Linked DNA regions of Mus musculus: region 1 is linked to region 2. A link is a loop called in an ENCODE intact Hi-C map of the cell type or tissue named here. Cell type or tissue: left cerebral cortex. All regions are shown on one strand. Links, peaks and the distances in the headings refer to the core of each region. The heading gives the core; the rest is flanking DNA.

The links. A loop is a pair of places that touch in the nucleus more often than their neighbours do. Peaks named below come from ENCODE experiments on the same cell type or tissue, not always from the same donor. Only the 100,000 strongest peaks of a DNase experiment are listed, where the experiment ranks them.
Region 1: a loop joins it to region 2, with 2.4 times the contacts of the local background. A loop is called at or near these places in 2 of 42 quality-filtered maps.

What each region holds. Positions count from the first base shown.
Region 1 is chr6:112,916,105-112,932,561 of GRCm38, forward strand. All of the region lies in intron 1 of Srgap3 (SLIT-ROBO Rho GTPase activating protein 3), which reads right to left. Among named protein-coding and RNA genes, the nearest start is that of Srgap3, 23 kb to the right of the region's middle. In left cerebral cortex, for the core only: a CTCF peak has its summit at 7,080 (motif pointing left); DNase peaks (open chromatin) are centred at 8,889, 9,377, 10,119 and 11,407; H3K4me3 peaks cover 311 bases; H3K27ac peaks cover 3,370 bases.
Region 2 is chr6:112,717,380-112,733,836 of GRCm38, forward strand. It overlaps Srgap3 (SLIT-ROBO Rho GTPase activating protein 3), which reads right to left. Exons shown (of 22, transcript NM_080448.4): 19 at 13,950-14,130; 20 at 12,270-12,419; 21 at 9,834-10,161; 22 at 592-5,822. The coding sequence ends at 5,409. It also overlaps the pseudogene LOC108169181. Among named protein-coding and RNA genes, the nearest start is that of Gm26799, 26 kb to the left of the region's middle. In left cerebral cortex, for the core only: no CTCF peak of the experiment used is centred there; DNase peaks (open chromatin) are centred at 2,816, 3,224, 7,041 and 8,316; H3K27ac peaks cover 3,121 bases.

The DNA of each region.
Region 1 (16,457 bases), core at 4,472-12,471, 200 kb after region 2:
TCTCATATGTAACCCCACAGCTTGAGAACCGCTGGTTTCGATCTTGTACCCCGGACCCTCTGGCTTTTACACTCTTTCCAGTCCCTCTTCCTTTATGGCCCCTGAGCCTTGGGAAGGGAGTGTGACACAGATGTCACATATGTGGCTGAGCATCCCACAGACATTTAATTCTCTCTTCTTGGACCATCTGTGAGTTTCTGTATTAACCACTATCCACTGCACAAAGAAACTTCTCTGAGAGGCCTGGGTGCACTGATCTGGTCTGCAGCACAACAGATCTGCTGGGTGACTTAGAACCGCCCAAATGCCCGTGACCTAACCCCAAGGCCAACCCTGGGTTTGCAGCTTTCTTCACTTTTTCTATCTTTAAATTGACTGTCTTGTCACATGGAAAGGTGACTGATATAGGAGATCTTCAAAGGGCAGCTAACCTTGAAGAGCACTGAGGGGTAATACCTCATATGTTTAAGGAAGGACAGTTATACATGCATGAATGCAAAAGGGAGAATTCTAAATTAGCAACCTCATCATGACAGAAAGAGACTTCACTGTGCTAGAGCCACCCATGCCCCCTCCTCCTACCAACTTCCCAACTTGAAGCCAAATAGCCAAGAGGGTCACAGAGACCAGACTGGGAGGGAGAAGAAATGACCACGGTGGCTCAGAGGAAGCAGCGAGTGCTCCTCACCCACACCTGAAGTTCTTTCCCATGAATCAAGCCAGCCACTGTGTCAATGCCCCTGGGAGAAGAAGAGAGGGGAGTTGGCCCAGTGGTGGCAGGATACACCCTCACATCTGTGAGAGAACACTATGGGGCTCTCACCTTTGGGTCAGGAGGCCAAGCTAGTGTGGCTTCTCAGCTTGTTCCTAGGGCCTGGGTTCCACTGCATTGCCGATTTCATTGGTTTCCATGGGATTTAGAGTAGCTCAGAGCATAGCTTGGACTTCAGATGTTATGAGGGATGTCAGTCCTGTAAGAGGTTTATCAGTGTACCAAAGAGCCCAGAATGGTTCCCTTCTCTAAGAGACGATTCCTAGAAAACACTGCTCAGTAACAGCCTACAGTCCAGAGAGTTAGACTGGTCACAACCAACCTAGAAATGAACTAGGTGGAAGAGGCCACACTAATGATTTGAATGTGAAATGGCTCCCAGGGGCTCATGGGAACATATACTGGCTGGTTTTATGTCAATTTGACACAAGCTAGGGTCATCAGAGAGGAAGGAACCTCAAATGAGAAAATGCCTCCATAAGATCTGGCTGTAGACAAGACCATTTTCTTAGTTAGTGATTGGTGAGAGAGGGCTCTGCCCGTCGTGGGTGATGCCATCCCTGGGCTGGTGATCCTGGGTTCTATAAGAAGGCATGCTGAGTAAGCCATGGGAAGCAAGCCAGCCTGCTGTAGTGTAGTGTACTGTACTGTGCCTACTGGACGGTAGGCAGCACTCCTCCATGGCCTCGGCAGGAGATGTCCTGACTCCAGGGGCCAGCCAGTGGGTTACTGTAGTAGGGATTGTTGTTTTCATTTACAGATGGGGTTGGGGTGGGATGAACTAACCCCACAGCTCCAGGACCTTCACCCTTTCTGCCTGTCTCTATGAGAAGCTACAGACCTCAAAGATGCCCCCCCAAGCCCCCAGAAGCTAACCATCCTCAATGGAGCCTATATTGACTGTTCTTTCACCATTGAAGATGCTGCCCAGATTGTGAGGCCATGCCCCCAACAGCTGCTGATTTAAATGCATCGTGGGCAAGGCTCGCCTCCCTCACCGCGGACAGCAGGCATCTAACTTGATCACTACATCCCCAAACAAGAGCTGACTCCACACGGACACAGATGCTGCCCTTGACACTGGGCTTAGTGTTTGTATCCTAAAATGCCAAGCACTGTCCTTGTGTGTCAAGGCATTCCAGGCATCTGTGCCAAGGCAAAGGTCACTAAATTGGTACCAAATCTCAAGCCACATCCGTCACAGACTCTTGAGACGATCAGCTAAGCGTTTAGCTGGGCTGGAGTCCTAAGCCACTGAGAAGACAACAGGAAGGTTTTCTCAAGAGAAGTTGGCTGGAAGAAAGGGGAAAGACAGTGGTCACAGTTCCTTGTCAACCTGCTGCTGCCCCCTACCCCCACCCAAGTCCACTGCTCATTTCCAGGTGTTCTATCTTACTCTGTGGTCCCATGCCTTCAAACTCCACCTAGCACCACTCTGATGGCAATGCATGTCCTTTTGTCCCCAGTGTCTGAGTCTTGTCCCTGAAATTCCCTAGCCCAATGGCCAGGCAATGCAGCTGCCAGACTGGACTTTGTCTTGCATGTAGCAGTCACTCTGTCTAGAAGACCCTGCTAACATGATCACTGTAGAGTGGGCCTCTTGCCATGGTGCCTGCTTTTCCTGAGTGCATTTCTCATTGCCTTCTAGAGTTAGTTAACAATGCTTAGCTCTGGCCAATGGCCCTTCCAATTTAAACCTTCTGTCTAGAGTCTGCTTATAGGTACAATTAGAGATTTACCCTTCCAATCTCCCTCATCAAAACTCTGTTTCCCAGAGCCTTTGGAAATGGATACTTGCTGCAGAAAGCCTTCCTTGGGCACACATCAGTTGTACAGGACTATCCTCAGACCCACACTTCCACCATTTTTGGTAGCTCTGCTGGGCCTTCTGTCAAAAGATCACCATATTGGGCCTATTGGCTGTTTACTGTCCCTCATAAAAGGAGGAGGTATAGAGACTCATGGAGCCCTCAGGTAAGTATTTAAACACACCTCTCAAGGACTTGTGTGCAATTCTGCCCTAATTGCACATGGTCTTTGGGCAGGAGCCAGAGGATATAGATATGGAAGGACGAGGTAATGGGGCTCCATCTATGCAGCCCTGAGGAAGCCATCATGCCTGTGGGATGCAGATCTTCCAGTGTAGCTACTTCAAGGTCACCTGTGTCCCTGACTCTAACTCATCACTCACTGCTCGGTAATGAGGCCTAATGAATTCGTTCATTCCTTCAGGTGAGCTTTGGTTTACTTGCACCTTAGGAAGAGGGGTAGACACTGCTTAAGTCTCTCCCAGGGAAAGAAGTTTAGCAACGACATCAGAAAGAAGTGAACTCCTAGTGCTAAAGACATACCAGAACCATTCATACCAGTGAAGATAAATCCTCCAATTGCCCATCAAGAGACAAGGAAATAAGGAAAATTGGGTGGTTCATATTCACATTAGAAAACCATATCACAATAAAAAAAAATACTGCAGGCCTGTCGTTTACAACAAAATGGACAGATCTGGTGGGTATTTTGTTGAGTGAAATACGCTAGGCAAAGAAAGACGAATATGGCATGTTCTCATTCTTTTGTGGAATTTGAGAATATCATTCTCAGAGAAAGAAAACATAGTTACCAGAGGCTGGAGAGGGAGACTAAATAGAGGATAAAGGAGATTGGTAAAGTCACAGTTAGATAAAAGCGACAGGTCTTTGTGTTCTTCTACACAGCAGGAGGACTAAACATCAGCAGTTGTTCTAAAGCCTCTGCTTGACCACATGTTGAATGTTCTCATCACACAGGAATGCGAGTTAAAATGACAGGTACACCTAGAGTGGCCAGGTATCCTAGTGAACTACAACACACTACATGCATGTTCTGAGACACCACACCGCATGATTATCATGGGTAACCCAAAGGTGAAATTAAAAACATGAAAGTTTCAGGCATCAATGGGAGGAGAGGTCCTTGGTCCTATGAAGGCTCGATAGATGTCCCAGTGTAGGGGAATCGAGGGCAGGGAGGTGGGAGTGGGTGGGTGAGTGGGGGAACACCGTCATAGAAGCATGGGGGATGGGGGGAATGGGATAGGGTGTTTCTGGGAGGGGGGAAACCGGCAAAGGGGATAACATTTGAAATGTAAATAAAGGAAATAGCCAATAAAAAAACCATAAAAGTGTTTTAAAATGATGTTCCTCAACACAACCTCTTGAGTACACTCAATGTCTTCAGAAATTAGTTCCTCACCTCCATTACCATCATCTCTGCTGTCTGATGAAGCAATCTAGAACACCCACCAGTGTCCTTACTCCTAAGTGTTTGCTTTATTTCCCACTAGTCTATAAACATGGAAGCAATAGAAGAATTCCACTTGACTTTGCATCTACTCTGTGGGGCTTCCTCTAAACTGCCTGGCCCGCCATCAGGGTAGGAGTCTGGCTGATGTACTTCTGTCATTAATACAGATCAGTGGTATAGCAATGGGATCAGGGTTTACCTAAGCTGAGCCAATGAGATTCCCTTCACTAGAGGAGAGGGAAAGTTAGGGGGCAGGAAAGAGAGGTAGAAGCGGAGGTCTTAGCGGCAGTGGGCAAACACTGTCTACCATTTGTGGGATTTAAATATAAAACCAGATGTTTTCCTAAGAAAGAAGAATGAAGCAGATGTGAGGAGAGATGAAAACAATGAGGACAAGCATGGTCCTGTTACTGGGAGCAAAACAGGAAACCCTAGGACCCCAGTTCCTGGTGCTAGGCTGTCCTGGGGCCATCTGCATTTTATTCCCTGCATTTCGCAGGGCAGCACACAGCCATGGAGTAAATTCTCCTTGCACTGCCAACAGCTCCTGCTAATTCTGCTGCAGATAGTCTAACTTCTGTCTAAAGCAAAGGCACACACTAGGTGTTCTGTGAACTCCAGGACACTGGGTGACTATATTCCTGATTCATTGCCACAGGCCCAGGCCGAGATTCCAAAAGCTCCAGGGAGTCTTCCGGCTGCTCTCTTCCACTAAGCACTTCGAAATAAAGACCTCTAACTAGGTAGTTTCCCCATCAGTCACCTTCACGCTTAATAACACAAATACCAGTCACCCAGATGCCAGCTTCCATACAACACCTTCATGCACCTATGCACATATCAGGACGTTGTGCAGCAAGCACTGTGGGCAGCTAACTCCCACCCCACCCCCATCTTCTGCTCCAAAGGAGCTACAAATAATGAAAAAGAAATATGATTCATAGTCATGAGCCCAAAGACATCTCTGTGACAGCATTAGGCAGTCACGTACCCTGAACGAGGCACTCAACCTCTGACACATTCATCCAGTAAAGACACTGCCACCCAGACCAACGGATCTGAGGGCAGAGCATGGAGTCCCCGTCTAGGCCTCTGCCATTTAGAGCCGCAGTAGTGTTCTGCAGAATGTTTGTTCTAGAATGGCTGTGGGGATGGCAAACCCAGCTCACAAGTCAGCTTCGGTCCCCAGCTTGTTTTATAAATAAAGTTTTACCGTACACAGCATCACCCACTCATTTTCTCTACTGGCTATGGATGATTTCGCAGGACTATATGGTCCACACAACCTCAAATATCTACTATCTGGCACTTTTCAGAAGTCTGTGTGTCTAGAGGATGCTAACAGGCATACAATAAGGACAAAAATGAGTATATAAGTTAGCAAGTTCAGAAAACAATCAATTAAGTAGATTTCTTTTTAATATTTTACATATATATTATACATTTGCATAGAGTGTGTGTGTGTGTGTGTGTGTGTGTGTGTGTGTGTGTGTGTGTGTGTGGTGTGGTGTGTATGTGCAGACAGGCAGGCTTGAGGACAACTCTGTTCTCCCTCCATGTGGGTCCTAGGGGTCAAAGCCAAGACATAAGCAAGCAGCTTTGCTCACGAGCTACTCCACTGGCCCGAGCTACTCCACTGGCCTGAGCTTCCTATCCTCTAGGACTTGCCAGCACCATTAAGGGATAAATAAAAGGAATCTCTCAAGAGAAAACTCACTAGAGTGTTTCCTACACTCATCTGATCAGAGAGCCCTTGACTCGGTGACCTCTTAAAGGGCCAGTGACCCAAAGTCTAAGGAGGTCCTCATCTGTCAGCCCAAGACCAAAGTAGCCCTGAGATACTGCTGGGAAGTCAAGCACACAGAGAGGGATGTGCTGTGCGGTCCACAGGCCATGTGGCAGCTGCCTTGCCTGCCTCAAAGACAGACTATCTCCGTTTACCAGCAGCCTCTGAGAACAGACACAGGCTTCAAGGAGTCATCTGCCTGTCTCCAATGACCTGCTAGTTGTGACATGCCCCTTGGCCTTCATAGAAAAGTGCATGGTGGAGGGTTAGCTTGCAGGCAGGCTGTGCTGTGATTTCATCCCTTTCCATGAAAGAACATCCCATCAGTGTGCCTTTATGGAACGCCTGGATGGCAGACAGGGACGTCTTTCCCAGGTTTGACTAGCTCCTCAGGCTGCCCAGGAATGAAATGGGCTCCAGAAGTTTCCTCGTGCAAAATCATTTCATAAGCTATGCCGCTCCGAAGGGGCCAGGTGCTTCTGACAGCTTCCTCAACCACCCCACAACAGACCCCTCTTGGTACTCTCACGGTCAAGTCCATATCTTTAGCCCTTCCACATAATATCTGCAGCAAAGATGGGGGTCTTGTCACCAAGTATCACCCAACCCGATTCATAGAAAATTCACTTAGACGCAAGATGTCTCTACTTTCTGACTGAGACCCATGGACATGCCTAGGGAAGATTGAGCTGGTCAGAGAGAAAAGGTCAGAACTCTAAGAAGCAGGATGTTAGTGTTAGGATGTAATTTACAAGCGAAAGGGCTTATCCACTCTAGACTGCCCTCAGCTAATTCTTCTAATAAATCTGGAGACCTGTGGGAACTGGGGCAGAGAGAAGCAGGAGGAAGGTAGACACAGAGGAGATCACAATCCACTCCACCGCAACCCAGACAACTAAGTAAGTTCTATCCAAGCAGGCTGGATGGTGGTACCTGCTCATTTGTACCATCCCTCCCCTAAGACCCCAATATCTTCCACATGCCAAGTGCTTATGGGTGCCTGGTTACTCCTGACAACTGCTGCAGTTCACAAAATCTTCATGCCCATGGAAGAAGGATCCTCTGATGCTCCACTCCTAACACAAAGGTTAGGCTGGGGCTGGAGGGATGGCTCAGTGGTTAGAAGCCCTGGCTGCCCTTGTAGAGGACCAGGACTGAGTTCCCAGTGCCCAGATGGCGACTCACAACCATCTGGTGCTCTGGTTCCAGAGGATCCAATGCCCTCTTCTGGCTTCTACGGGTGGTGCATGCATGTGGTGTGCAAACTGCCCATAAAATAAATAAATAGATAAACTTTTTAAAAGTCAAGAAAAGCAAAATGAGAAATCAGACTCAAATAATGATTCACACACACACACACACACACACACAGACAATCCAAAATGGCTACCACACAGCTAACCTGTGGACAGTCAGATAAGTTGACCTATGTCTATATTTGAAACAATCAGACCACTTCTTTAATGACAAGCCTGAGAACGCTGCAAGAACTGACTATACCAGGCAGTGTTAGAAGGTGCCCCAAGAACTTCAAAATCCTAAGCTGAACAATTTTGGTCTAAAAATTAAAGAGATAGACACAGACAGAAGTCCAGTCCTTTCCATCATGGAGCAGAAAAGCTGACTAACAAGACTGAGGTAGGCCTCGCCCCCACTGGACTTCTGCTCTGGATTAAGTTCCTGTGATTGCTGCCACCAGATTCCAAATCTTCCCAACTCAAGCCAACTCTTCCTTAGCCACTCCCAGATCCCGGCAGCTTTAAGACAGGCTCCGAAGCCAGACTGGATGGCTCTTAGAGGGGGCGGCACTTGAGCAGAAACACCCTATCTCAGTTCTTCTCCTTCTCATGTCGCACTTGAGACACCAGACGTGGGGACAGGTGTCCTATACACCTCATGATGTAGGCATTGCTGATTATATCACTGGCCATTGGTGAACAACCCCACTCCTCTTTCTCTCTGGAAGGTTTAAAAAGGATGGAACTAAAAGTCTTAACCCTCTAACCTGGCCTGGGATAAGATGTCTATGCAAGACTCCTTTCTGATCCAGCAGCCAGCCTAGACCTACCAAAAGACCCAGACATCAGATAACTTATTAGCATACAAAAAATCCTTTGAAAATTCCAAGGATTTTAGAAGTTATAAGCCAGGAAAGAGACAAAGGCCAAATATATACATCTCATTATCACAGTACTTTGTGTGAAATCTGGAGCCTTTAAGCAGAAGCTCCACATACACCCCCACCCCTGTCAGCCCAGTATCTGCTTGAGAGCAACTACATCAAGGCTCTCTAGTCCTAGTACCCTAACCCCTACTAGCTACAGACTCTCAGAGCAAGGACACTCTGCCAGCCCTGCTAAATGGAAGACCACCATCTATGTACAAATGGATAGAGGGATTTGTTGCCAAAGAGGATGCCAGTGTTCTGCACATCTCCAGACCAGCCCCACCGCACACAAGTCCTAAGGATGAAGAGTTGGGTCAATCTAGGAATAAATATTGAGTGCTTTGGAGCCACTCCAAGAATACATGGGATTATTATCTTGAGATGAAATCACTAGGAATTGGTTGTATAGAAGCCACTGAGTTGATTCAGGAGCAGCTAGACGGGCACCCCTCCTCAATGGACTCCCTGCTCCCCACACCATTGAGCAGACAAGCCACTACAGTTAAGGATGGCTCCCTAAATGGGTCCCACACTCCCCAAACTGATCCTGATGCTGTACAGTGGCTACCATGTAAAGTCCAACAGGTACAACGGGTCACATAAGTGGGTAGAGAACGACAGCCAAGCGAGAGCTCAAGTCATGTGGCACCCAACCCTGGCTGAAGCTACCACGCAGCAGTGCCAGGCCAGCGCTGCCAGACCCCTGACTCTTTACAAAGGTGCCGGAAGGCCAGATTTTATGTGAAATCTTCTCAGTTTTACATGTTGGCATCAAATTCGCATTTTTAAAAGACACAGCCTAGGCCAAATAAAACATCTGAGTCTGCACTTGGCCCACGTGCTGTCTGACTCAAAGCTCGCCTAGGAGTCCGGTTTGTAAAAATTACCAGTAATGTATAAAACAGCTCCTGTCCTCTGCATCTCCGGGAAGACTGACAAGCATCCGGAAGTCAGGTAGGGGTGGAGAGAGGACAGTGACTGCCATTGTCTAAATTACTTGGTGAGAAACAGTCGTTTGTGTTCCCATTTTGGCCACACAGCTGCTTCTAGTCAGCCTCTTCAACTCATCCTGCTTCTTCTCCCACTGAGAGCAAGACTCGCAGGCTTGCTAGAGGAAAGGCTTGCCTCTGCTGAGCGGCTCAGGTTTGAACAGCAACCTTCCATGTCACCTAGAACAAATACCCCTCTGAAGCCTCAGTCCCCCACGGTGACAATCTTGGGCAGGGGCATCTCACTGAGCCTCAAACACCTCCTACCCAGGAGAGATCAAGGCTTACTGAGGCCGCCTGCCTGTCTCTTCAAAACAGCTCTAACTGTTAGAAAGATCTTGCAGACACTAGACTTCTATAAACACAGCCCCAGATCAGATTGGGTTTGCTGGCAGCTGCTCCTTGTGACTCACACTGAAAGTCACAGTCAAGTCGAACCTTGAGTCTTTTGCACAAGGACTGTCGCTGAGCCCATCGCTCCACGCTCTATGGCTTGCACTGGACCAGAGGGATTTTTCAGACACAAGGGAGAGACTTTTCCACGTTTTCCTTATTAAATTTCAGCCCACCTACATGCTGCAATGAGGAGGCCCTCTTGCTCACAGGTACAAGCGGAGCACATTTTAAGAGGACCAAGCCCCTGCCACCACCCTGCAGATTCTTGAGGACGAGGCTCTGCATTTGTGATACTTCTAATTGATAACACAGATGGTACGGTGGACCCCTGCCAGTAAACACAACCTTCTCTCTACTTCTCCCAAGCCCTCTGCAGGAGATCATATTTATGGAGTGTTGACTCCAGGTTGATCCATTCCTCCAAGATCAAAGACCTCAGATATCCCAAAGAGCTAAGCAGACAGCAAGGAGTGAGACAGGTCAGTGGACACTTCCCAGTGCCTGGGAAGGGGACGGCCACTATTCTTCCCTCGAAGAATGATATTCTTACTTTGTGTGAAATGCCAAAAGTCTGGATTTTTATGTGAACGCTCCTTTTTTCTTCTCTCTCTCTCTCTTTTTAAAGAAACCCTCTTGGTTTTTAAAGGTTGGAAGTGAATCAGTTTCTGTAAGTGCTACGAAGCCAAAGAAAATATGCTGGTGAGTCTAACTTGCCTGCAATCTGCCACGGCTGCTGTAACTATTCTAAATTTCATTCTTGGATCCAATCAAGCCCTGAAAATCTGGGTATGAACAATAACAGAGTATTCTCAGCTAGTATGACCTGTGCTGCAGACACTAGATAAGAACTGAACCTGGACCGTATTATCTAATCCTCACAAAAGTCCACTGAGGTAACCATGGAATGGGGGAAGACACTAAGGCAGAGAGAGAGAAAATGGACTTGACTAAGGTCAAGAAAGAACTAATGGGCGAATCTGGGATTCAGTCTAAGGTCTCTCTGATTTGAGAGTCCATTGCAGAGTTCTTGGACCAGGCTGTGCAGAATTGTTCTGTTTCTAGTTCAATGGTAAGCAATTGTCACCTTACGTTGAATTTTAATTATCAAAAACATATCACAGGAGCTGGAAAGATAGCTCAGTCAATATAGTGCTTGTCGTGAAAGCATGAGTTCACTTCTCAGCACCTCTGTAAGCTAAGCATGGCAACATAGAGCTGTAATCTTCCCGGAGGGGAAGCAAAGACAGGAGGCACTCCAGGGCTTATTGGATAGGCATCTAACCAAAAAGGTGAGCTCTAGATTCAGTGAGAGACTATGTCTAAAAAATTAGGTAGAGTGATTAAAGATATCTATCTCAAGCTCAAGCTCCCCCCCCCACACACACACACAAATAAAACTATATTATGATTAAGGACACTATCCACCATATCTTTAGGTCCTCAGTGACCTCCAGCAGCTTCAGGTACATCCCCAAACCTCCTCAATGATAAATCGTTGGCTAACAGTCCTTGACCAACACTATCCTGCCCTTGACTCCAGCTTCAAACTCATCCTCAAAGATAAATCCAATGGTATGCTATTGGTGAGGAGGAGACATGTGGAGAAATGAACACCCACTGGACAATCTCACTGTACAAACATCAGAGTGTACCCTCCAGTTGGTGTTGCATGGGACAGGGTTACATATGTGGTCTGTTGTTGACTAACACTTTGTTCTTTACATGTGACAATAATGACGGCATTTCCATTGTGAAATTTTCAAAGATGACAGCAACTTAGAGGCATTTCCTTACAAAAGACATTGAAGTGTGTGCTACACTGGCATGCTATGCTTGTCATGCAAGCCAACCTGGAGAGCCCCGTTTGAGACAGAAAATAAAATAGAACAACTTAGGCAGATGCAGAAGTAGAAATCCAGAAGCCTAGAGAAACTAGGCAGCTTGAGCAAATGGATGAAGCAGCAGGTGCGGTAGAAGGGATTGTGCGCACTGAGATGGCTAATCTTGATTGGCAGCGAGACTCAATGGGGGTAACCATGGAAACACACTGAAGAGTATATGTGGGCATTTCCAAAGGACTTAACTGAGGAGGGAAGACCCACGCTAACTGTGGTCAGCACCTGTCTATTGCTGGGGCTGGTGAAATGGAGGGCTAGACCTGATCCCTGGCACTGAGCTCTCCATGGGTGTCTTGACCATGGGCAGCCCCAGGCTCACCATGATGAACTCATAACCATGAGTCAAAGTCAGCTCCTCCTTAAGCTGCTTCTGTCAAAGCAATGAAACCATAACTAATACAGGGGGCTGAAAGGCCCCTGGCCAATGACAGCGTCCTGTGAACTGGTGGTATCTGGTCACCAATCTGAAAGGGTCAGGGACGTGCAACATGTATATGAAGTTGACACCTCTGTTCTTCAACAAAACAAGTCATTGGCCCACAGACCATCTCTTGCCCAGTGCTTGGTGTAAGTCTGAGGCAGGAGTGGGGTGGAGATGGTATCTGTTCTTTTTTTTTTTTTTCTCCTAGCACAGTGGGTCTCAACCTCCCTGGTGCTGTGACCCTTTAATACGGCTCCCCATGTTATGCTGACCTACAACCATAAAATTATTTTGTTGCTACTTCCTAACTGTAATTTTGCTACTGTTATGAATAGTAACATAAATACCTGTGTTTTCTGATGGTCCCAGGTGACCCCTGTGAATGGGTTGTTCGACCCCCAAAGGAACCTTGACCTACAGGTTGAGAACCATTATCCTAGTGGATCATACACAATTTTAAGACCATGAAGAGAGACAGAGACGTCCAAGAGGCACTGTTTTATCTTTAAGGGCTACATGACCCATCTGCTGGCTTCAAGGCAGGTGCCCTACAGGCTAGAGATGCAGACCAGACCTCAACTGGTTCTCTGTCTATTTCTTCCTGAGGGCTCAGCCTGAGCTGGTTCTAGACTAAGCTGTGAAATGTTCAGGGCAGTAAAAGATCAGTGAGGTTGGAGCAGAGGGGGCAGAGGGTGCTGAACTCCAGTGACCTCAAGGCCAAATCTAGTCGCTCCTCCCCAGATTAAGGTCATAATGAAAGTCACAGAAAGCTATTCACTGAGTTAGCTATGGGTCGCCCTCGTCTGTAAATGTCTTCTGAACGACGATACAGTGTATTGAGCATCTACCATATGTCTGTTCTGGCCTGGTGTTCTACAGCTATATCCCCGTGTATCTGCATCTCTGTGCCTCTTCAAAGCAAGAAACTGAACACAGAGAGGACAAACTTTCCCATAATTAATAAATGGTAGAATTGGAACTTGAGTCCAGATCTCTTAGACTGCAGAGCCTGCATTTTTGTGATTATTAATAAAAACCAGATCACATCATTTAGGTCCTTACTGTGTGCAGAGCACTGCGCTAGAGATTTTATGCATTACATCATTTCATCTAGACAGATTATTGTCTTCATCTAAGAGATGAGGATATGGAGGATCCAAGGGGTGGCAAGACTCCCCAAGTCACACAGTTAGAAACTAGCAGATCTGGCCCACAGCCAACTGTCTTCACGTCACTATCAGCAATCATGCCCCGGACTGGGATGATTTGTTACCATGGTATGAATACAACTGAAACTCAGCAGGAAGTCCTACGTGTAATTTTGAATTTTGATCTTTCTCAAGGCTAGTGATGTGTCGTATGGCAATACTGTTTTTCAATGCTTGGCAGTGGCGCAAAGTCATGGCTCCCTGTTATCACTAGAGAAAACCAACATTCTGCAATGCAGAGACTTCTACATACCAGCATTCAGTAAATTCTATGAGGCACTAAGCATTCTGTTACAACACAGGCTTTGTGCTAGATAATTTTGACCAACTGTAGGCCGCCGTAGGTGTTCAGAACACATTTAAAGTAGGCGGGTCATGGCTGCAATGTTGGTTGGTTTAACTTACCATATTGTTTAACTTATTATGAGTTTATCAAGACACTGAGCCTCGGTGCCAAGCCTGCCTTCGTTGGCATCTTGCCACTCACACTAGATAGGCATGCTCACATCCTTACCCAAGCATCCAATTAAAATCCCAAGCAACACAAAGCTCTTTGGCAGGCTACTAGAGGCTTCACTTAGGTGAAGTATAATGCATCCAAGAATCTGCACTGCCAGACAGTGGTGGTGCATACCTGGGGCTTAAGACTAGCCTGATCTACAGAGAGAGGTCCAGGATAGCCAGGCTACACAGAGAAACCCTGTCTCAAAAAACTAAAAGATAATAATCAGCATGTGTCTAAGCAATTGTGAACCTGTCTAATGGGGCTTAAGCAACTGGTAAGGGAGAGATAAGAAAAACTGCAGGTTTGTGGTGTCACAAGAATGAAGATGAGTGTTTCCAAACCGAGCTTGAGCCTCTTTCCTAACAGCAGACCTACCCCAGGGACTCCACTGAATTTGCTCTAGTGGCCCAATTGCCCTTCAGGACAACAATCATCAGGGTCTTGAAGACAATAGAGCCCCTCACTAGGCCACAGACAAGGCTTCCAACTTTGTCAGGCAAATGGAATTTGGCCCACTTGTGGGAGACATGTTTTTACCACCAAAGTCTGGAGTGAAAGGCCGAGGAGGGCTTTTGTCTGAGGAGCCCTGGGAAGGCTTTGTCCAGCCCTCTGACAGACAAAGATTGAAACTGGGAAGTGTGGTGGGGGGCATTCCTGTCTCTTGGGAGATCTTTCTCCGGAGGGACCAGGATCTGCCTTTCACGAGCTCTTCTCATCTGCTCTCTCCTTCCTGGAAACTGCACAGGCATATGATTGGTTAGAGAGGGAGAGCGTCACTATCTCCTAACAAAACTGGCCAATTACATTTTCCATCCTGAAGTTCCTTCTTCGGTCCCTGCAATGTCATTTCTGCTGAGGACTCAGACTGATCTTTTAAATCCTTTTAAAGAAATACAAGGTTATGTTTTCTAGAAAACAATCTTAACATTTCATAGGATTGCACAGAATTCTTTGTGCTTCCTTTAGAGTTTTATTTTATTTGCCTTTGATAGCTAGTCCAGACCTTATTTTGAATGCCTCCTGTGTGGCAGCTCTAGATACAAGGATTCAAGAATGAATAAAGCCAGGCTCCTGTGTTCAGTGAGCTCACGGGGAGACAGACACATAAACAAGGCCAGTGTAGCAGCAACGTGTCCCGGGGAGGAACCAGACCAAAAAAAAAACAAAAAAAAAAAAAACAAAAAAAAAAAAACAAAAAAAAAACCAGAAACAATGAGCATCGTGTACTCTTCTGTAGAGTTCACTTCTCACAACCACATCATCTGAGCCTCACAACAACTACGATGTAGGGCAGACAGGCCTTTGTTCACAGCCAGAGGTGCCCGATGGAGAACGGAGATGTGGCTCGTCCGAAAGACAGACCAGGAATAGACTGCTAGTCCCTGGCTCTGGCTCACAGCACTTACATAGTCCCTGTCTTAAACCAGAGTTAAAAGATCTGGTGTGGGCTTTCCATTCCTATATCTATCTTATAGAATTCTGAAAAAGTGTATGGAAGGGAGGGAATATTCTCACTATGTGGGGAAATAACAGAGAAATACGATTAATCTCTGCCTTCGTTTTTACAGTATATAACGAAGCACTCAGTAAGATGATAATAACTCTGGCAGACCGTCCTTTCTTTCCCTTCACAGTTCACATGAAGGCTGAGCTTTCTTTTGGGCAGTTTTTTCACTCAATGTCTTGATCCTGGGAGAGGAACTCGATGTTAGAGCCCACATTTAGCATGCACTCACTCCTAGGTTTAATCCCCTGTGGTTCATAATAAATAAGTAATAGGTTACAAATAGATATTAAAGTCCTTATTCTGTGAAGCTTCTGTTTTAAAAAATGATATGCCCTTTTGGAAGTCCACCAAAATTGAAGACTATGAAGGTTTCTTTTCAAATCCCCTTTCCTACTATGTCCTGTCACTGATATCATGTCCGGCTCCCCCCATGCCTAGTCACCAGGATACGCCTCCTATCAATCAGGAAGAGTCATCAGGTCCTTTACATACACACCCAACTAGACAGACATACTTTTTATTTTTAACAGAATTATTAGTAATATACATGCTACAGGTGTTTTTCCTTCCTCATAACTTAATAGTCTATTTAATTATTACATTCCTATTTTCAAAAAGCACCCAGGGCTGAGGGTGTAGCTCAGTGGTAGAGCAGGATCTGTGAAGCTCTGAGTTCCAGTCCCAGCAAGGGGTGGGAGGCGCCTTTCCGCCCCAGGCACTTTAGGAGCTAAAGGCTACCATGCAGACTTGGTCAAGTGCAAGAACCACACTGCACACAACCAGTCCCCAAAATGGCACCAAGAAACCTCTATACAACAGTTATGAACTGTTAAGGTGGAGGACCCAAGTTCCCAAGGAATATGCATTTTGCCCAGAAGCACGAGAAGGGCCTGAAGAACATGCTAGCAAACAACGTGAAGGCACTGAATGCCAAGAAGAGGCCATCAGGGCCCCAGGGAAGCCTAAGGAGGCTCAGTCCCAGATACCAAAGGATCACAATCACAGGGTCCAACAATTTGCCGCTCTCACCACCCCAAGCTTGGGAAGGAGATATGTGGCTACATGGCCAAGGGCCGCAAGGCTCAAACCAAGGCTGAGGCTGCAGTTTGGTTCCCAGTGGTGCCCAGGCTCCTGAAAAGGCACCATAGTAAAAGCCTCCACCTGCCAGTGTGAAGACAGACAAATGGGCATGACCACCCCAACTCGGTATGCAGAGTTCGGCTGTTCTGTTCCAGACTAAGCAACCTGGGAAGTTTGAGATGCAAGTTTCTGTGACCCACCACCCGAGGTTCCAGTGTGCTGTAGGGCAAGAATTCAGACCTGAATTTGTCACATGCGCCTCCCAGTTGTTCCAGAGACTTTGCAGGAGAAGGCAAAGCAAACAGTATGCTGTCCACCGCTTAGAACTCTCTTCGCCAGCAGTCCTGCTGGGAACCTGTGATAGTTTTTAATCTCCTTCTCTGGAAGCTCAGGTTCACAGCCCCAGGTGGTAAATGATGGCATCCCACTTGGTTTAGCTAATATTT
Region 2 (16,457 bases), core at 2,752-10,751:
TGAAAGACACTTTGTAGATAAGGACACCTGACCCAGCCTTGGGGCCATGAGGATACAGTGAAAGTAGGCGTGAGGCACATGAAAAATGCACGACTTGGCAAACAGGTGGTTCAAATCCTCAATCCTCCACTTCTGCGGCTAACCTTTGTTGTGCAAACCACTGCTCCTTTGACTGGTGCCTGTTTCCTCACTTCTCCTGAGAGTTGGGCATATACAAAGGTGTCAAAACTTTCTCTAAGTCATCACTTCGTCACTCAATTAGACATCACTTTCAAACAAGTGCCTCCTCCTACAAACTTTCATTGTTTGGGATTAAAGGTGTGTACTAAGGTCCTGTCTGTGTGTCTGTATTCCAGCCAGAGGGATTAAAGGTGGGTGGTAAGTGCTGAGCTGCACCACAACTGGAAACAGAGTTCTTCACTCTTCAGTAAAGAACACAACCTCAGTGTTCACAAAGGGATCGGATATCCTGCAACACTAGAGTGTTTTCAGGGAGTCTGATGGAAGAGGTGTACAGACAGAGTGGACTGAAGGAGGAGAAGGCCACTCCCCTGGGTGTGTCCTTATGCTTGTAAACAACCACAGACTATGTTTGAGAAAAAGTTAAGCTGTTTTATTTCACAGGATAGCTCCACATCAAACCAGCAGGCACCATCAGAATACGCAACAGAGGATCCAATCAGACACTCTATAGGACGGGCATTTTGGTCATAAGGTAGAGAAATGATACCCAGAAGAGGGCAACAGTTAGCATCACATGGGGACAGGCAACCAGCAATTTCCTAGGGTGGTTTCAGTTTGTTTTTCCTGTCATAATTTGGGGGAAGAAAGAAAGCAAAGCAAACAAAACAGACCAGCCACTCTGAAGCAATCAGAAGCAAACCTATTGCCAAACCATGTAAACAGTCACACTGCCTGGAACGAGGGCCTGGGCAGCAGAGCTAGCCTCGACCCACATCCATCAGGGAAGGAAAGTGCAATCTGGTGGTTCCACTTCAAGGAACAGCTTTGTGATTTGCCTGGGACAGTTTGCACAGAAAGGAGTTGTCAGCAAAGGACTGCAATAGCCATTTGGCCAGTCCCAAAGGATGGGACAACAGTATGCTGGCAGATCAACTTTAAGAGGTCAGGAGGTCTCGGACTGACAGTGAAGTCCCTTCTGGCAGTTCCCATGGGTAGCTTGGAGTATGTGGAATTCTCCACTTGGAATTCATCTCAGTGGAGAAGAGACCCCAGAGAACCACAGGGAAGTGAACACGAACTGTCAGCCTTAGCTCTGCACAGCAGAAAATCAGCTAAGCAATGCCTTGGTTCACCCCTTTCTGCCTTTTCCTCCCCTGTCACACCTTTTCCTCCCAGTACGACAGGACCCACTACCGCAGCTAGAAATGACACCCCACTCCACCCCTTTCTGGGTTTTTCGGAAGAATGAGGCATTTGCTCTAGTGTGGAACCATCTGGAAGAGGAGAAGTTAGAAACAGAAAGGCTGAGAGGGAGGGCTGTTGTGTTAGTCCTTGGAGAGTTTTCCAGCACTCGTTCCAAATGTATGTGCGCTGGCCACTCAATGATGACCAAGTACCAAGTCACGATATGTCCTCTGCATCCATGCCTCCTGAATAAGAAAGGGATGCACCCAACAAGGCACTCTAGGAGATGCCAAGGAAGGGAACATCTGGACAGGCTTCTCTCCCACCAGCTCCCCTTGCGTACCACACACCAGTCTAAAGTGTTTATAAGGCAGATCTCTGAACTGCTGGTTCCAGCCAGTAGCCAACGGATGGCTCCATTTCCCTGTGTCTCTTTCCGCTCCGATTTGATTTCTTCATTGGATATAAACCTTTCCGTTCCTTAGGAATCCGTTTCCCTCCTGATCCCTGGTTTAGTGACTTCAGAGAAAAGACTCCCTCGTCTTAATTCCCACGCCCACAATTCCCTCCAGTTGTGTGCTCTGTCCGGGGGGGCTCAAAAGGCGCTTCAAGGTGAGAAGTTAGCACTGAAGAGAAGGAAAGACGACAGTTGTTCACAGGATCCCACAGCTCAGAGCAGCTCGACGAGGACAAAGAGAAGGAGGGCAGGGAGGGTGAGTCGGGTTGGAAGCTCGGCTTGTTCTCAAATTGATCGGAGAAAGGTCTTTAGTGGCAACTGGGCCACACGGTGCCCAGGAAACTAGACCAGGAATTAATTGTCTTTGGTCAGTTTTAATTAAATGAACATCTTGCTGGTTCATTCCTAAAACAGACTGAACACTAGTTATACATAAAGACAAAAGGCTTGACCTCGGGGTAAGTTGGAGGTTAAGAAATCATTCCATGAAGCCAAAATAAAATTTTTTAAATGCCCGTTATAAACTAACTGATCAGTACAGCTCTCAATAATGGTGATGAACATTGGTAGACACCACTTCCCCTTGTACGCTTGGCTATATTGAGGACTACTAACTATGTTACTACACCCCCCACCCCAATCACTGTACAATTAGGTTTCTGGTATTTGTTTTTACATCGATCTATCTACTAGGTGCAAAGATTTGGTGAGTGGCAATGGCTATAATGTAATTGTAGCCTTCATTTTAAAAAATTACAGTTTCACATTTTAACAGTTACTTTCCAGCATTTAACAAATACAGCAATATATAGTGGACTAAAAACAGGCAGGAGTCAGAAGGGAGATGCTCACACTAGATAGACACCGATGGGACTGAGTTGGGGCTGAGTTGGGACCTGGGGGTGGCTGAGACATGCAAGGGGACCAGATGAAGAAGTGTGTTGGGGATGGGGGTGGACAGTGCTTTTCCATTTGTTCTGCATCAAAGCTCAGATTGGGGGTTGGAAGAGCTGGGGACTCATCTGCCATCTGTGTGTGTGCTTCCCTAAATGTGAATTCATCAGCCACTTGCCAATGGGGGAAAGATAGATGCTTAAGGAAAACAGCTGAGGCTCTGCTCTTGGGACATTTGGGGGAGAGGCAGTAAGGAAAATGAAATAAGTCAACCCAGAGACAAATCTGCACAGCGTAACTGGCAATAGGTGTGTCCGGTAATAGATTTGTAAACTCAATTTTGCTTCTATCTGGTATCCAGGCAGAGAATATTGCATTTTTGCCTGGGAGGTGAGTGGACTTAAAAATCTGGAAATAGCCCTGGGATACAAAAAAGAAGTCTTATCTCCCGGATGCATAGCAGAGATAGCAGATTCCTGGAAATGAGGGCTTCCTGAGCCCAATGCAGCCCACTAGGCCATCTGGCATATCTTGTGCAGGTCCCAGTCCTCCCACCCCCAGGCCTTACTGTCTTCAACTATAAAATGGAGATATCTTTATGTGCTCAAAAAACAGAGGGCCCATCACAGCAGGAGTTGAGAGGGAAGGGGAGGCTTGATGGTTCGGGCATCTTCCTGGCATTCTCATTTGGAGCCCATTCTTGATTCCACAGTGTACTCAGTGCTGATCGTACAGGCAAGGCAGAATGGGTGATTCTCCCCACACTCAAGGACCAATGACTCACTAGGTCCCTCCCTGGGGAAGCGGTCAAGATTCCTTTCAATGGAGGACCCAAGAAATGGTGGAAGTAAACCCAAAGGGAAGAAATGCCAAGGATGGCACTTCAAAGCATCTGTAGGTGACAGGAGTGGTGTAGCTATGGGTCACAGGGCTCCTGTGGGGGCTGTGACACAGATTCCAGATTGTGGATTGTAAAACTTGGAGGTAGGCAGAGAACCAGCCAGTGTGTGTGTGTGTGTGTGTGTGTGTGTGTGTGTGTGTGTGTGTGTGAGAGAGAGAGAGAGAGAGAGAGAGAGAGAGAGAGAAGAGGAGGAGGAGGAGGAGGAGGAGGAGGAGGAGGAGGAGGAAGAGGAGAAGGAGATATCCTTGGTTGGTTTGGCATGCAGAGGGAGAGTAGAAATGGTCCCACTAGGATTTGATTCGCCTGTGGTGCATTATCCAACAATTCTGGAAATATCTGGAAAATGGAGACAACAAAAAAAGCAGGTAAAACGGAATCAAACAAGAGCCATGCAGGAGGCTGCTGTGACACTACAGAATCACGTACCTTGTTTCTACCACCATGTTTGTCTACATTAACTGCTTTAGAAGGAATGGAAGAAGAGGAGGGGAAGGGAGGGTGAGGAGCACTGCCGTTTTCATAGCATCCCAGCCTACGGTGCTTCCTAGCACAGTCCTCCTAGGATGGAGGCCAAGGGATGGCTGGGCACTGGAGGCTCCAGCGGGGAACAGAGTGTGGACTGCTCTCAAACAGACATGATGTGACTGAATGCCTCCTTGCCCATTTAGTTCCAAATCTGACAAAGCATAATCAGTAGAACGAGGAGGAAAAAAAAAACCATTAAATATTTTGAAGATGAGAGAAGTAAAACTTGTACAGTCAGCACAGATTTGTCCCTACAGCACGTGTAAGGTTTGAACTACTCCATACTACTGTTTTGGGTTTTGTTTGTTTCCTCCTGTTCTCCCCCACACCCCCAACCACAGCATCTCACCATCCTGAGTCAGTATACAAACTCAAGGGTCTTCACACCAACTTCCCCTGTGCCTTCTGGGGGTACAGTTGACCTTTGGCCTCCGGGTGACAGGGCAGGGTCTCTAGGGGGGTGGGTGAAGGGTTTTCTATGAAGGGTTCCCCACCTTTAGGGGCAGCCTGCTTGGGGGTACTGCCTGCCCCACCCTTCCTTGAGGGGCAGACAGACTGTTCTGGAAGGCCACGACTTCTGGAGACAGCTGGAGACTGTTTCTGGTTTTGTGTCTCTGCAGGTTAGTGGTATATTGCTTCGTTCGCAGTTACTGTGGGGCCTCTAAGTTCTCCCAGAGAAGTCCCTGCAAATCCCACCAAGTAAGAGTGGGAGATGTTTGGTGGCATGGGTCTGAGGTAAATCTAAGTTTCATAAAAAGAAAAAAAAAAGGAGCGTCTATATACAGTTAGCATGTGTGTATGTCCAGCTCTCTAGTATATGTATATAGATGCATAAATATATATATATACACACACCTACAGACACATACGTACACATATGCGTATATATGCATGTATTTATATACATACACATATATACGTATGTAGAGAATATCGAGAGAATAATTTTCCAGTGACAATATGAGAAGCTGGTAAGCATCTGCCTCAATCTTAGGAAACACTGTCCTTGGGACTGATCTTGCTCCAGCATTCCTTGGCATGTCTGTTTGCCTACAAGAGGTCTGTGGCATTCACATGGCTGAGCGGGAGTTGCAGCTAACGCCTGGGCCTCTGCTCTCCACAGACATACACCCTCCCAGGCTGACCTTCCAGGATCTGCCCTCCAAGGCCAGGAGATCCCTGGGAAGCTAGTGGAAGCCACTAAGGCCACCCTAGGCCTTGGTGTGCTGCAGTGGGCCATGGCAGTGTCACCAGTCCTGCAGGTCACATGGTGCCAGACTTGTCCGAGGAGCTATTAGGGAACATCTTCTCCGTGGGTGTCACTGCCGGGCTGCCCACACCTGAGCTGCTGCTGCTGCTGGATCGGTGCTGAACCACAGGTCTGACCGGACGCATGGGGGGCGGACGCAGCTGGGCACCAGCCAGGCGAGCTGACAGGGCTGGCTTGAAGGTGGTCATCATCTCCGTCGATGAGCTGCTGCTTCGGCGCATAGCAGCATCAGGGTCTCGGATGACAATGGTGTGCAGGGGGCTGGCGGGCTCTGAGCTGATGGGGCCTGGTGGATTCTTCAGGGGCTCCAGGGTGTCCAGCACCACATCTGGTGCCTGCTTGACAGTGTTCTGTCTCTCAAGTTCCCGCAACTCATGCAGAGCGGTGCTCATGGTCTTCTCGATGTCCTAGAGGGCAGAGAGGGCTCTGGTCAACACAGTGTCTTCAGAACTGCTAGCCAGTTCAAGACTTTCCAGAGGATGTTTTCTGGAAGCCCTATGGCCCAGAGGGAGATCAGACCCCAAGGGCGTCTTGCAACCAACTCAGGGAACCAGCGCGAGCATTCATTCCCTGTGCCTGCCCTGAATAGGAAGTCACCTTCATAAAGGCAGATCAAGTTATGGCAGGCAGACAACATTCAGTCAAAAAACGGACTCTACTACCGCCTTATTATGGAGCTGCATTGACCACTCTGAGCCTGAGAATTCTCACTGGCAAACTGCAGACAATTACAATCCCTCCCTCTGAGGGTTGATGGATATATAAAATGATCGGGACCTTGCATGGCACCTGGCACATAGCAAGCACTCAGAAACAGTAATAACAGTCCCCGCTGCAATGATACCTAATGCTGAACACTTATCCAAAGCTTTGAATAATTTATCGATAAGGTAGAGACAACTATTACACACATAAGGAAACTGAAGCTCAGTCTAGTCAAGTCCCTTGCCCAGGGTCACACAGCTAAATAACAAGACAATGCAAGTCAGAACCCAGGCAGTCTGGCTCCAGGGTCTCTGCCCCAGCCATTGTGTTATTGTTCTTTTGTTTTGCTAAAAAAAAAGTCCTTCATCTTAGAGGTAGAAAGATGGCTTAGTGGTTAAGGAAACAGGCTACTTTCCCAAAGATCCCAGGTTCAATTCCCAGCACCCACACAGTGGCTTACAACCTGCTGTACCTCACCTGCCTCTGTGGGCACTGTGCAAATGTGGTCTACAGACATCCATGCAGGCAAAACACCCACACATGAAATAAAATGGAAAAAAAAAAAACAAAGTCTTACATTTTAACACATATGGGTATCGAGAGAATTCATACTCCACCCTACCGAATTATATAACTGTATACCAGTTTTAAAATAAAAAATCATTGCCCAAAGGGAAATGACTCTCTACAGAACATATACCGTGCATCCTAGAGTGACAGGAAGACCGCTTTCCTCCCAGTATTATGATCTAAAAGGCTCGTGTGGGGAAAATGTAGATGGCACGTCATTGTCTCTGCAGCCTCATTAAAAAGAGAGTACCTCAGGAGTCAGAGCTGTGGCACACCTCAGTGAGCTCCTTGTCTACCAATCCAGGGCAGGGCTAGGGCTGAAGGCAGCACTGACTAGAAGCTGAGCAAACTGGGCAGACACCAGCCACTCGGGACTGCAGCCCACCCATCTGTTGGAAGCCCACACTCACTGGGAAGATGCAGTGAGAGGATGGACAGGAGGAAGCTCTGCCAATTGCCAGACAGTGGTCATCCAACTCCTCAGAGTTCACGTCCTTGTTCATGGGGCTTTTAATGGGGCTGCTGCCGTATCCAAGCTGATCTGACCCAGAACCCACAAGAGGGCACAAGGGACCTGTCTTAAAACCTCCACTTGCAGGTGCCATGTGCAATCTGAGCCATGCTGACTGCTAAGGGATACTTGTTCTTAAGCAGTCCGAGGCCAGCCCTGGAAGAAATGCATGGCTCTGGGGAGACAGATGGGGCTGGAGCCTGGAGATACTGAAGAGGCCTCTACCTACCAGCGTTCTTCATGCTCTCCATGGATCTGCAGGCATCCTCCTTCCTGCCAGACTCCAAAGTTTCCCCAACCAGCCTCTTGCTCACCTCCCTGTGCAAGTCTATCCCATTTGCTCTCTATATCCTGCTAGTGACTAAAACCAGTTTTATGCCTCCCCTTTATGATTAACTCTTTGCATGCTGTGCTGGCAATTTTAAGAAGGAATCTTTGGGAGTTTCTTTATTCAGAGGCTCAGTTGTAAGTGACTCCGCAGGCAGGACTCTTCTCCCTATGTATTGTGCAGGGTCACCCCAGCCTCTAGCACTGTTCTGGGACTTAGTCTCCTATTGTCCCCACAATCCCTTTTGTTTGCTCTAATGTAACGGGAGCTGAAAGATAAAAGTGTCAATAACTAAGATGAAATTTTCTCATCTCCCCATCCCCGGTAGAGTGTAAATGGGAAAGACAGAAAGCTCAGCGAAAGGTGGGCTGAAGGGTTTAGGCTGCAGCCTTGCATTAGTCTGATGAGGAATGCATAAGTCTGCCAGGTGAAGCTGCAGAGAGGCACTGGGGACTGAGGGACACCGTGGGGAAGGTTCTCATTTGTCACTTCCTCCCCACTTCAGATGACAGTGCTGCACATTTCCATAGCAGCCTCGTTACCAGAACTTTAATTCTACATTGTTCAGGGCATTTGGAGACCAGAGAATCTAGGGTGAATCCATCTACTATTTGAGGTTCTCCATACCACCTCCCCTTTGACTCAGAGATGAAGTTGAACAAGTAGGTAGCTGGCCAGCGTCTTCTTGACTGTTTCCACCGTTTCCCATGAGCTTCAGTTTCACTTCCACCGGTGAAAAGCACTATCCAGTTAGAGTGGGTGTGCACTCTGACAATGTGCATAGGATTGCTGAGTGTATTTCTTAGACTAGGCTGACGAAGTGCTCCCCAAATAAAACTAAAGAAGTCTGGCAATGGAATACACTCTGTTCTTGCTGGAGATCCACAGTGCTCAACAAACTATTGCAAAGCTCTAAAATGTCTTGTCAATACACATTTCTACTTAGAGTACCACAGCATAAATGATGCTAACTGCAGAATACCCCACAGGTATCTCATAGCAGTCTGCGATGTGTTAGACACAGTGCCCCAGACTGCATTTGAATGGCCATGTAGAGCGCCTCAAGCCAGCTTTATGAAGCCTCTGCCCCATTGTGACTGGCAGAGTCTTTAGAAGATTCTAGGTGCTAGGGGGATGGTTCTCAAGAGATTAGCCTTCAAGGATAGAAGGTCAACTTGGCTGTCTCCTTTGCATGGCCCATGCCAAGGTACTGACCCCAAGTACTCTCTGGAAGTAGGCATCAGTACATGAGGTAGAGGCCACGTGTGGAGTTCTAGCTGGTGGTGCATTGCTTCCAGTCAGGGGATTCTCTGAGGATCTTCCCTGGACTCTTGTAAGGACGTGCTCAGAAGCTCACAGGCTAACCTCAACCCCTTCTGAATGGTACTCAAAGGCCATTAGCACAAGAGATTTCCCCTCAACCTGCAGGGTCTCTTGGGCCCCGTTATCTCTTAAGTGAGAGATAGCATCAAGAGAGGTGTGTAATGGACCGCTGCCCCAAATTACAGCTAGGGCAATAACAATGGAGACTTCTGGGAATGCAATATCCAAACTAGACATGACCAGTGACGTGAACTGGTAAACAATGCATTGTGCTGTTCATCTGGCCAGTGTGTGGGGGGGAATCAAACAAAAAACAAAAACAAACACAAAAAACAAACAAAAACGAACAGGAAGTACTCTAGAAGAGCCTGAGCTAGTCTTCCATTCTGCTTCTACTATTCAGTCCTGCCCATCTCCTCATCTCCTCCCAGTGCATTACTTCTAAACTGTAGACTCTCAAAATATGATGTAACCCCTCCCCCCACTTATTAAAGATGCCTAGCCTAGCAGCCATTTCGTGTCGGCAGTTCTCTTTAACTCTAAGCTCACATGGGCAGGGCCAAAGTGCATCAGGTCTCCACTGTACTTCATCGAAGGTGATGGATGTCACCCAACAGATGCCCAGTCAAGATTCATCACTAAATCAATAGAGTCATGAACAAAGGACGGATGCATGCATGGATACATGGATAGATACATGCATGGATACACGGACTTAATCATAGCATCTCAGGGAGAGGGCTGCCATTGTCCCAGTCCCATAACCCAGCTACCCTCTCTCCAGCCTGAACACTGGGGGGGGGGGTGTCTTCCAGTCTTTCCAAGGGCCATAGCTAGTGGCATGGAAAGGAAGCCAACTCATTGTCTTGTCTGACTCAGTCTCAAGTCCCACCAAGGCCACTGTGGTCCCCACTCTGCACTTCCCACCCTCTGTCCCACTGGGTGTCTCACTGGCCTAAGTGTCTTCTGTGGGGCCCTTACTTCTGCCAGGGCCTCAGCCTCCAGGGACTTGTGGTCCCCTAGGCTGCTGTGTCGCGTGGAACCGCAAGTCGACCTCATGGAGAGCCCTTCTGTCAGCGCCTTCTTGTCAGGGTAGTTGATACTGCCAGCGCTCCCGAAAGTCGCCATCCTTCTCTTCTCAGGGCTCTCGATCCGTCCCCGGCTGAGGGGGATTTTGTGGGGGCTGCTGGGGCAGGCAGCAGCTCGGGGTGGCGTGTCTATGCTGGGACCCAAGCCCCGGGGTGGGCTGTGTGTGTCGCCCCCACTTCGGCGCCTGGGGATGGCTGCTCCGTCGGACCGTAGTCGCACTCTGCAAAGGAGCCAGGGGCAGGAAGTATGGGGCAGAAGTCAACCCTCGCCAGTCTCAGAATGTACCAGCCAACCCCCATGCTACAGCTACACAGGAATCTAGAGGAGCTAGCACAGTGAAGCCTCATTCAGCCAGAATGAACACTTTAGCAATAAAAGGCGGGCTCAGACCTGTGACACCTCCCCTAAAGGGGAGGAGTAACCTGACCCAGGGAGGAATGTGGAGAGTGGGAGCCAGGCTGGCCATGGCAATACTGCAGACCCTAAGGTCAGTAGATTCTAAGGTCAGATCGGGGCAGGAAGATTCCAAACTGGAAATGCTGTGGCCAGCTCTGGTCATATATAGTTTGAAGCCTTTCAGATTCTAGCTGGTTTGAAACACTGAGGCTTGACTGTACCAAAAGGCCACAGTAAGCACAGGAGGGGACCTCTAGGAACAAAACACCTGTTCACTGTTGTCACCCACCAATGGAAACCAAGTCGTTGAAGAGTGAATACATCATTTTAAACTATGCTTCTGGTCTATGGGTACCTTGTCCACCTCCAGTGCTCTACTGGTATAAAAGGGTATGAGCTGCTTATGAAGGGAGGGCACAAGCCTTTGACCCATGTCTGCCACAGCTTTCCTGTATTCTCCCAAGTCCATCCGGTGAATCAGCTACATCAATGAACTATCATCTCTCACCTGCCCACATCTGAGTGGGTTTAAAAATAACTTAAAGATGGCTCTGTCCTATGGAAGTCCCCTAAGATACAGAGGTCTTCATGAGGGGAGGGAAGAATGGGATGCTGGGAATGGACCAAGTTCCATGAGACTGGTGGCAATTCAAACCCTCTGACCCCAGCAAAGCTAAGCAAGCCTGGAGGTGGCCCAATAGGACCAAAGCATAGGTGTTGGGGAGGAAGAGGCTTTTGAGAAAGAAAAGAAGAAAGATGAGCGAGGCAAGAGGGGAGAGAGACAGGAGATGATATGGCCCTCCTAGGAGCAGGGGACCATGCCATTCTCATCGGTGGACCCCAGTCTTTGACTTCTCTGTGGACTCTATCATCCTGCAGTGTCCAAAGCCAAACTGAATAGACTTAGCTCTAAAAAGAGCCATCAGGACCTCAACTAAAATAAATTCTTGAGTATGCTCCCATTGTATGCTGACACAGGTGGCTTCCAATCTCTGGAAAGACTGGGTTGATTACATGACCCTTCTGCAGCAGGGGTGGGGGTGGGGCACACAGACTTGACATTCCAAGAGAACCCGGGGTTGGGGGTGAGGCAGAGTGACAGGCTGTTAGCTTTCTCTCTTGTTCCTGTTCCCAGGAGGACTTGCACAGCGCCTTGCTGGCAGAAGGGTCATGTGATGCAGCCCAGCCTCTGTGAAGAAACTGGCAAATCTGCTCCCACTAAACAGGTGGGCGGAGTCGGGTATCAACTTTCACTGGCACAAAAGGAGGTGTGAGCTCTCTGTTTAAGTGGTGTGTTTCAGGGATGGGGGACTGTGGGAGCTTTAGATCTTTAAAAATGTTGTATGACAAATCACCTCCAGCAGAAAGCTGGAAGGATCCGGGAGCTGCTGGAGAAAGGAAGAAAAGCACTCGCCAACTTCTCTCTCTCTCTCTCTCTCTCTCTCTCTCTCTCTCTCTCTCTCTCTCTGTGTGTGTGTGTGTGTGTGCGCGCGTGCGCGCGCGCGCGCGCGTCTGCCTCTCTTAGTACTCAAGACAGTCTTATTGCTCTGTCTCTCTCTCTGTGTCTCTGTCTCTCTGTGTCTCTCTCTCACTACTATCATATTAAATTTTCAAGACAGTCTGACTATGTGGTCAGGCTGGCCTATGATTATTATTTAAAATAAAAAAGTTCTATGAGCCCAGCATATGTCTTCCTCCACCTTCTTCAATGCCCCTCCCCTCCCCCTCAAAGCTGGGTGGCTCACACCCGAGAATCTTTGGGTCCTTCCAGCCAGCCCACCCAGCTGTTCCCAGGGTCGTGGCTTGTAGGATCAAGGTGCTGTAACAGCCTTCTCCTCCCCTTCCTGCCCTCTTGCTTCTCCCAATTCAGACACAAACAAGCAAATGGGTACTAGTGAAACAAACAAACAAAAATGAACCCATGTTTCCTACCGGCCCATCACCCCCCCAAAGCCGTAATCAGAGATGTGCTCTGTGGGGGACTGGAGGTCATTCTTGGAAGAGGCCTTGTCATCCAGCAGTGGCCCACTGCTGGCCTCGCTGTCAGCCTTTTGGCTCAGGCTATCGGAGAAGGCATCGTCCCTGGGGAGGAGAGAGACAAGAGTTGGAGGTGGTTCTCATGCTCTTGAGGAAGGACCGGGATGCCCAGAACTCCTTCACAGCTGTCTGCACACACCTATGGCTATTCCAGCAGCCCAGGGTGAACACCTTCCCTCCACACACACCCACCACAATGCTCGCATAGCCAGGCTTGCTAGCAGGTGGCTCCCTTGTAGTCTACCCCTATATCTCTGTTTCTTTATCTTTTACTAGCTTGTTCTTTTAGACCCTTTCAATGATGGAGACAGGTTGAAGAAATGGGGGTTGGAGTCTGCAAGCTGGGTGTGGGATACTGAGTGCTGAGTCTCCCAGCATAGGGTGCTGTATGCTGAGTTTCCTATGGCTCCATACAAGGTGGTTCAGAGCCAAGCAAGCAAGGAAGGGCCACTTCAGTCCCTTATCTCCCTATCTGCGGTACAGGATTCTTGTGAGGTGGCCCATGCTTTTAGGGGTGCCCTGCCAGTTTCCCTCTATAGCCTTCTCCTTCCAGTGACTTGCCCTTGCTGTCAGAGGTCTGTGGACTCCAGGGCTGCCAGTCGGCCTGCTATTACAGCATCCCCTTTCTCATTCACTTGGCCTTTGCACAAGCTGAGAACCTTCTCTCCTGCATCACAATATAGGCTTAGGATTCCCTTCCTGTGGAGCTTAGCTCCATAGCTACTACCAGGACAGGCCAGCTCTGCTAAGCCTGTCCACGCTGGAAAGGAATGAGAGAACCCCAAACAAAGTGTTGATTTCTTGAACTTTCTGGGCAGTGCTGGATTCTTAGGATGTGTGGCTTTTTTTAACTCCTTAAATCATTACAAATGACATCTGTTTAAAGGAGACCAGGAACATTTCTTTTTCTCCACCCCCTTTGAAGGTCACATCTGGAGTAAAGGACTAAGCGCCTTTAGGGTTGGCGAGCTGATCACCGGCTACAGAAAAAGCTCAGGAGGGATACGAGAAGACTGTGGGATGCTAATGACCATGGTGAGTGATAACCTAGATGTGGCTCATGGATTTGGATGGTGACCCCAGACCTAACACTATCTCTGTATCATTGGAAGGATGAGAAACATGCATATTTCTTCTGTGGATTTCCACTTAAAGGAAGTTAGAAAAAATTCTTAGAGATTATCAAACATATTGAATCCGGAAGAACAAATTCCCAGTATTCCCCTTCTACTGCTCATTCCAGACATCACTAATCTATTCCCTCATTCTTCACAGAAGGCCCCAGTTCTCACTCACGTGTCCTGTACATCTATTCCCCTTCCACTGCCCATTCCAGACATCACTAATCTATTCCCTCATTCTTCACAGAAGGCCCCAGTTATCACTCACATGTCCTGTACATCTATTCCCCTTCCACTGCCCATTCCAGACATCACTAATCTATTCCCTCATTCTTCACAGAAGGCCCCAGTTATCACACTCATGTCCTGTACATATATTCCCCTTCCACTGCCCATTCCAGACATCACTAATCTATTCCCTCATTCTTCACAGAAGGCCCCAGTTCCCACTCACATGTCCTGTACAACTATGTACTGATGAGGGATGAGTCCATCTACACCGTTGTGGCGGCCCTCCCACCAGTCCTCTGAGGCACGGTGATACAGGAGTAGTGAGGCCCCTTTTTTGAAGGATAGTTCACGAGGGGACCGCCCCACATAGTCAAACTTGGCGATGGCCTCAATCTGCTCCACTTCTAGAAGAAAATCAAGAGAAAGAGCATCTGTGAGGTCTTAGGGGTGGCCGGTGACTCATGCAGCCTTAGCTTCAGTGAGGAATCACGGGCGGCAGGCTTGATGAACACATGGGCTGGGGCTCAGGGCCCCTGCGCGCCAGGCTCAGACTCCTTGATCTTAGGCAAGCCATGCAATTTCTCAGAATGTCCACTGAGTACTAGGCTCGGTGGCACAGACCTGCAACCTCAGCATTCTAGAGCCCAGGGTAGGAAGACTGTGAGTTTGTGACCAGTCTGGGTTACATAATGATAACTTATTTCACACACACACACACACACAAAGTAAATAAACAAACAAATCTAAAATGTCCATAGGGAGCTGGCAGGCCAGATCCTTGTTTTCTGTTGCATAATTACTGAAGCCAGTTTGGCCAGGTGTGGTAATGCACACCTATAATCCAAGCATTTGGGAGGTGGAGGTAGGATAACAGGAATTTAAGGCTAGTCTGAGACCCTGTATCCTCTCTCTCTCTCTCTCTCTCTCTCTGTGTATGTGTGTGTGTGTGTGTGTGTGTGTGTGAGAGAGAGAGAGAGAGAGAGAGAGAGAGAGAGAGGAGATCTCTGTTCCTTCTGCATGCCAGCATATACTCTATCTTCACTTTCCCATGGGCTCTCTTTTCTCTCTGGTCCACTTTACACATAAGACCCCCACCCTGCCTGCACGCAGCACTAGAGTCCCATCTCTGTTCACCCACAATACTTTCTGTGACTCTCTTCTCCTTCTCTCTTTCTTTTTTTCCTTTGTCATGCTGGGGATGGAACCCAGAGCCTCCCACACACTAGGAAGGAACTCTGTCACTGAGCCTCACAATCAGCCTTTCAATGGCTCTTAGACTTCCACATGGTGAATGAAAATTAGGGCAGAGTACATTCAAGCTCATGGATGCAGCTAATGCCCTGCCTCGGTGAAATTTAGAGCTGCAAATGGCTGTGCTAAGAGAAATCCTAAATCAATAACCTTCACCTTCACCTTAAAAAACAGGAAGAGATGTCTGGGTGGTTAAAAGCAGGCTGCTCCTCCAGAGGACCTGGGTTTGATTCCTAGCACCTACATGTCAGCTCTAGTTCCATAGGATCTAGCACCCTCTTCTGGCCTCCAAGGGCACTGCATGCACAAGGTACATAGGCATACATGCAGGCAAAATGTTAAAATTAAATTTAAACATCTAAAAAAAATTTTTTTAAAAAGACATTAGAAGTATAAACTAAGCGGAAGCAGGCAGAAGAAGATGGAATCCAACTAGAGTAGAATTAAATGAGACAGAGACTAGGGAGCTAGGCGAAGTCGAAGCTGCTGTTTTGAAAATGATCAATGAAATTAACAAATCTCTAGCTAAATAAACTAAGAAAATAAGAATGAAAAAAATCACACTAGGCACGTGTAAGATCAGAAATGAAAGAGGAATGTTAATGTTATTACTCTGAAGGGAAAAGAGGTATCCTAAAGAAACATTACCAACAACTGTCTATCAACACACTAGAAAGTGGAATAAAATGAGCATATTTCTTTAAAAAAATGCAGACTACTAAAATGGTCTTGAGAATTAGGATATCTGGGGCCAATGAGATGGCTCAACAGGAAAGGCGGCTTGTTGCCAAACTCAAAATGTGAGTTTGATGGCCGAGTCTTATGTGGTGAAAGGGAAAAACCAAATCTTGCACGTTTTCCTCCAACCTCACAAGTACAAGTCCCGACAAAGGCACTCCCCCCCCCAGTAAACAAATATTTTTAAAAAACCCCAGAATATCAAGCTGGTAAGATGACCTCAGTTCTCTCCTCATTCATTAGACCACATAGGGGGGGAAAAAGCTGCACACAGTGGTGCACATCTCTGTTCCCACACTCCTGCCACGGTGAGATGGGGTGGAAAACAAGAGAATCTTCTAGAAGCTCCCAGGCCAGCTAGCCTATCGCATGCAGCAACAGAAACAAGAGAAACCCTGTCTCAACAAAACAAAGGAGAAGGATGTCATTCGACTTCATGCATGCCATGTCACAAGTGTGCCAGCCCATCAGACATGGACATGCACACATGCCAAGGATACATCTTATGAAAAGAAACAGGAAACCCGAATGAGTCTCCAGGAGAATGCACCACCCATCAAAGCAGGAGAGAGAAGTGCCCAGCCCCAGTTGGCTTCATTGTTGAACTATACCAAACATTTAAACAATAATAATTATTCACAGAGTCTTCCAAAAAGCCCAAGGGGTTGGGGGGACACTTGGCAATGCATTTCATGAGGCAAGTATTATCTAACACAAAACCTGGACTACATCACCAGGAAAC